Regions from separate parts of the Homo sapiens genome. Here region 2 is linked to region 1. A link is an interaction called in ENCODE POLR2A ChIA-PET data of the cell type or tissue named here. Cell type or tissue: OCI-LY7. All regions are shown on one strand. Region 1 has its middle 68 kb from the start of XCR1. Region 2 overlaps FYCO1 (FYVE and coiled-coil domain autophagy adaptor 1).

Region 1 (2,500 bases):
TTCAATTTACCCATCTAACAAATCTGCATGTGTACCCTCAGAACCTAAAATAAAAGTTGAGATAGAGGAAAAAAAAGAGTTTGTTGCTTTCAGCCTCTTGATTAGTGAGATGGAAACAAACCATCAATACACAATGCTGTCTGGCTTCCTCTGTGTGGAAAGTGCGGATAGGGATTGAGAGGGTCCTACTTGCCAAGGCCACAAGTTTGGGATGAGTCAGCTGCATCATACATCAGCAGATGAGCTGTGAGGCAGGGATGCTCCAATGGGCACAGAGCAGCCAGACCCACAACCTGCCCTGAAGCCACTCAGAGATCACAGTTCAGTTACAGGGTACATGGTGGGCGGCCTAAGAATGGGGAGAAACTGGGGACCTAGGACCCAGGACCTGGCCACACTGAGTGGACGAGATCAGCTTCAGGTCCCGGGAAAGTTCTTCCCAGAAGGCAAAAATGATTCCTGAAGCATATGGTCATTGTGATACCTTGGCTGGCAATATAATCTGTAGTCCAAACCAGGGACAGTGTTGAGAATAGAAAGCCAAAATCACTTAATAGGCCTTAACTGATCTGTGGTATGCATTAACCAGTTGTCGGCAAGTCCAGAACTGTGGACCTTCTCCTAACCCTGTGAGTGGACATCTGCCAGGTAAGCTGGCCACAAGCAGACTGCACTGGAACACTTAGGGTCTCCATTTTGGCCTAGATGATCCTCAGGTCAGGATTCAGACATGTTGGGCAGCATCAGAAGGACAGGGTGGGTGATTGTGGTCCTTGATAGCAGGCATAGGGCTTCAATAAGGAGTGAAAGCTCCTGTAAAGCAACTACTGACTGTTGACAGTGAACGGATTCATCAGAAACTCAACTCAGGCTGGGCGCGGTGGCTCAAGCCTGTAATCCCAGCACTTCGGGAGGCTGAGGTGGTTGGATCACGAGGTCAGGAGATGGAGACCATCCCGGCTAACACGGTGAAACCCTGTCTCTACTAAAAATACAAAAAATTAGCCAGGCGTGGTGGCAGGAGCCTGTAGTCCCAGCTACTCCAGAGGCTGAGGCAGGAGAATAGTGTGAACCAGGGAGGCAGGGCTTGCAGTGAGCCCCACTGCACTCCAGCCTGGGCATCAGAGCGAGACTCCGTCTCAGAAAAAAAAAAAGAAAGAAAGAAAGAAACTCAACTCAAACCAGCTTTAGCAAAAAAGGGAATCTGTGGGCTGTGTAACCAAATCACACAGAGTACAGAGGTGCAGCTAAACCCAAGGACAACTGGATTCGAAGATTTGAATATTGCCAGGACTTCCTCTTTCTTCACCTACATCTTCGTCAGCTTGGGTTGCTATGACAAGTTACTATAGACAGGGTGGCTTAAACAATAGGCATCTATTTCACAGCTCTGGAGGCTGGGAAGTCCAAGATCAAGGTGGAGACGGATTTGGTTCTAGTGATGTCCCCCTTCCTGGCTTGCAGATGGCCAGCATCTCAGTATGTGTTCCTATGACAATTCTTTGTGTGTGCACACTTGAAGAGAGAGTTTCAGTGTGTCCTCTTCCTCTTCTTTTAAGGGCACTAATCCCATCATGACTTCATCTAAACCCAATTACCTCCCAAAGTCCCCACCTTCCAAATACTATCACATAGGAGGTTAGGACTTGAACATATGAATTTGGGGTGAGGGACACAAACATTCAGTCCATAACAACCTATGTCTCTGATTCTCTCTGCATATTGGACTCATTCTCTCAGTCCAGCTGTCCCCACAAAGTCAAAGCCATGCCTGCAGGCAGCTCTGAACCAACAATGGCAGGGAGGAGAATCAGCATCCTCACCAGCTCCAGGTGGAAAAAAATCCCAGAGAAGGCTCGTGATTGGCTTTGTGGGCCCACTTGCCCATTCCTGGCCAATTGCTTTGGCCAAAGGGATGAGGCCACTGTGATTGGCCCAGGCAGATCGTGTGTTCATCCTCACACCACAGGGATGGTTGGATTGGTGAAAAAGCAGCTTTCCCCCAGAATGGGAAGGCTGTTGTAGGCAAGCCAAGCAATGAATGCCCATTGCAAAGGGAGCTGGAAGTGGTTAAGGGATGAAGCAAGGGCTGTGCTAAATGGAACTATTGGCCAGTCTCTGTAAGATGCCTGGGGCTGCTTAGAAATACTTTAGGGGACTTACTTTGCAAGGAGCTGAAATCATGAAATAACATGTTGTAAACCAAAGAAATGTGTTCATTACTGTTAATATAGGGGCTGAAGTACCCTGGTACTATGATATCTGCAATTTACTTAAAAATATATTGGCACTGAAAATGTAATCTAAGTGTGGGTGTAGCCTTTTAAATCTTCACTCCAGAGGAAGCCAGTTGCCCTAATCAAGACAACTCCAGGGTGGTAATTAGAGTGTAATCGGAAGGCCATACCCCAGACGGACACCCACAAGTGCTTCAGCTGTCTTCTTCTCTGATTAGTGCCAGCAGTTTTGTTCATTAATATAATGAACATGGACATGAGTT
Region 2 (2,500 bases), 140 kb after region 1:
AGTGATCCACCCACCCCGGCTTCCCAAAGTGCTGGGATTATAGGCATGAGCCACAGCACCCAGTGTTTTTTTCATTTTTGCCTCAAACCTGCTCTCACATTTTTCCGTGACATATGCTGGAGAGTGTTTGTGGGCAGATGACTGGTACAGGAACATTTCTACAGTGGCCTTCCTACTAAGTGGTTTGCACAGTCGGACACAAGGCCCCTGGTTGGAAACCCAGTGCCTGCTGCAAGCCCTTGAGCACTGGGAGGTTCTTTCCCACGCATCAGTGGATTAAGGGAAAATGCAGGTCAGACAGACTCCTGCTTTCAAAAATACATGAATAAGTACTGCCTGTGTCTTACAGAGCAAGGATTTAGTGGCATAGAAGTGTGTTTTCTGTTATTAGGTTCTTTCTTAATAAGATTTTTCCTTCTAAATAAGGGACCTCAGAGAATATGCAAGAGGTTGAAACCTCTCTAAGCCCCTGACTTTGAGAAGTCTCTTAGGTTGTACATTCCATTTCGTCTGTAAGCCTTCCTCTACTTTTTTGGAATGTTCCAGCAACCAACCATTTCTCTCAACTCTGGACAGAATAGCTGTCAGTTGAGTGACCACTTAAATTGTGCCTCAGCAGCTTGTTCTGCATAGCTGCACTCTCTCACTTTCCCAAGGGCCCTTACCCAGCCTATGCATAACAGTGTGTTGTGTCTCTTCTCTCCTGATCTGCCTCTGCTGCCCAGGAGCAAATACAGACTACAGGCCACCGGACGACGCTGTGTTTGATATCATCACAGATGAGGAATTGTGCCAGATACAGGAGTCCGGCTCCTCTTTGCCTGAAACACCCACTGAAACTGATTCTCTCGACCCAAATGCGGCTGAACAGTGAGTAGAGGTCACCCCCATTTCCTGAGTGCTCATTACAGGCCTGGCCCCTGTGCTTTCTTATCAAAGGATGAGGAAAGTGAGACACTGGAAGCAGGATTGACTGTCCTTGCCTAAGGGAACAGTGCTTGCGATGGCCTTGAAGAGCATCGGCGCTCGGGAAGTTGTCAGTGTTGAGCCTTGCAGAGAGTTCCTGAGAGATGTCAGTGGCCCCAGGTTTCAGCATCACTATTAAGGCCTGTCTTTCTTGGCTTGAGCGACTATATTAGTTTGCTTGGGTGCTATATAAAATACCGCAGACCGGGTGGCTTAAATAACAGAAATTTACCTTCTCACAGCTCTGGAGGCTGGAAGTGCAAGGTCAGGTGCTGGCAGGGCTGGTTTCCTGCAAGATGCTTCTCCTTGGCTTGCAGATATCTGCCCCCTTGCTGCCTCTTCATGTGGCTGTCCCCTGTTGCATGCCCCTGGTGTGTCTCCATGTCTCTCAGTCTCCTCTTCTTACAGACACTGGTCGATTGGATTAGGGCCCACCCTAGCGGCATCATCTTAACTTAATCATTCCTCTACAGGCCTCATCTCCAAATGCAGTCACAGTCTGAGGTACTGGTGCTTAGGGCTTCAGCATGTGAATAATTGGGGCATGGGGAGACGATTCAGCCTATAACAGCAACCCTTGCTGGGCCGCCCTTGGCAATTGCTCAGAGCAACATGCTGCTCTTTAAAAGCCTTGCTCCCAGGCCCCTGTGCTCCTGGTCTTACTCACCTTACCACCTACCCACCTGGCTTGCTGAGTGATGAAGGCAGAGTATGGCTTAGTGCTAATGGAATGAAGCATGCCCTAGGGACCACTGGACTATAGGGGTTGGGAGAACACTGCAGGCTAATACTGTCAGGGAACGCATCAGAGCAGGGGTGTCCAGTCTTTTGGCTTCCCTGGACCACACTGGAAGAAGAATTGTTTTGGGCCACACATAAAATAAACTAACACTAACAATAGCTAATGAGCTTTAAAAAAATCGCCTTACCCCCCCCAAAAAATGTCATAACGTTTCAAGAAAGTTTATGAATTTGTGTTGGGCTGCATTCAAAGTCATGGGCTGCATGCGGCCTATGGGCCACAGGTTGGATAAGCTTGCTTCAGAGGAAGGTGTTCCAGGAAGGGAAGGCAAGGCCCAAAGTCACAGAGGCAACAGTGAGTAGGGGCTGTCTTGGGTCTCCAGTTTGGTGATTGGATTGGCTTTGTCCATGAGGCTCCAGCACGGTGAGTTTAGTTCATCTTTTGGAAACACTAATCAGGCTTGGCGAGGATGCCATGAGAAAGGAAGCTCGGATTTAGTTGCAATTGTCTCTGATAGATGCGCCCTCTCAGAGGTTCCTTTAGCTGCAGATAAACCCACTCAAAGCCTCAAAGTTTTAGCAGTAAGAAAAATATGGACAGGCCTATTACTCTGTACCCTGTGGAACCCAAGGGACTTTCCACTCACCTAGCCTGCACTTTGCCCTAGCACTGGTATTTTATGCTGCTTTTAATCAGTGACCTGGATCCACTGAACCTTCCTGACTGCCGCAAGAATGCTATAGCTTACACAGGCAGAGCAGGCTTCAGAGGGACAAAGCAGCCACGGCAAGG

The links. Peaks named below come from ENCODE experiments on the same cell type or tissue, not always from the same donor. Only the 100,000 strongest peaks of a DNase experiment are listed, where the experiment ranks them.
Region 2: POLR2A ChIA-PET joins it to region 1 with 5 read pairs; 2 of 35 experiments call an interaction of 5 or more read pairs at or near these places.

Annotation. Positions count from the first base shown.
Region 1 is chr3:46,094,280-46,096,779 of GRCh38, reverse strand. No RefSeq gene overlaps it. Among named protein-coding and RNA genes, the nearest start is that of XCR1, 68 kb to the right of the region's middle. In OCI-LY7, no CTCF peak of the experiment used is centred here; a DNase peak (open chromatin) is centred at 1,279; H3K27ac peaks cover 1,664 bases.
Region 2 is chr3:45,953,619-45,956,118 of GRCh38, reverse strand. It overlaps FYCO1 (FYVE and coiled-coil domain autophagy adaptor 1), which reads left to right. Exons shown (of 18, transcript NM_024513.4): 14 at 726-870. Among named protein-coding and RNA genes, the nearest start is that of CXCR6, 11 kb to the right of the region's middle. In OCI-LY7, no CTCF peak of the experiment used is centred here; no DNase peak of the experiment used is centred here.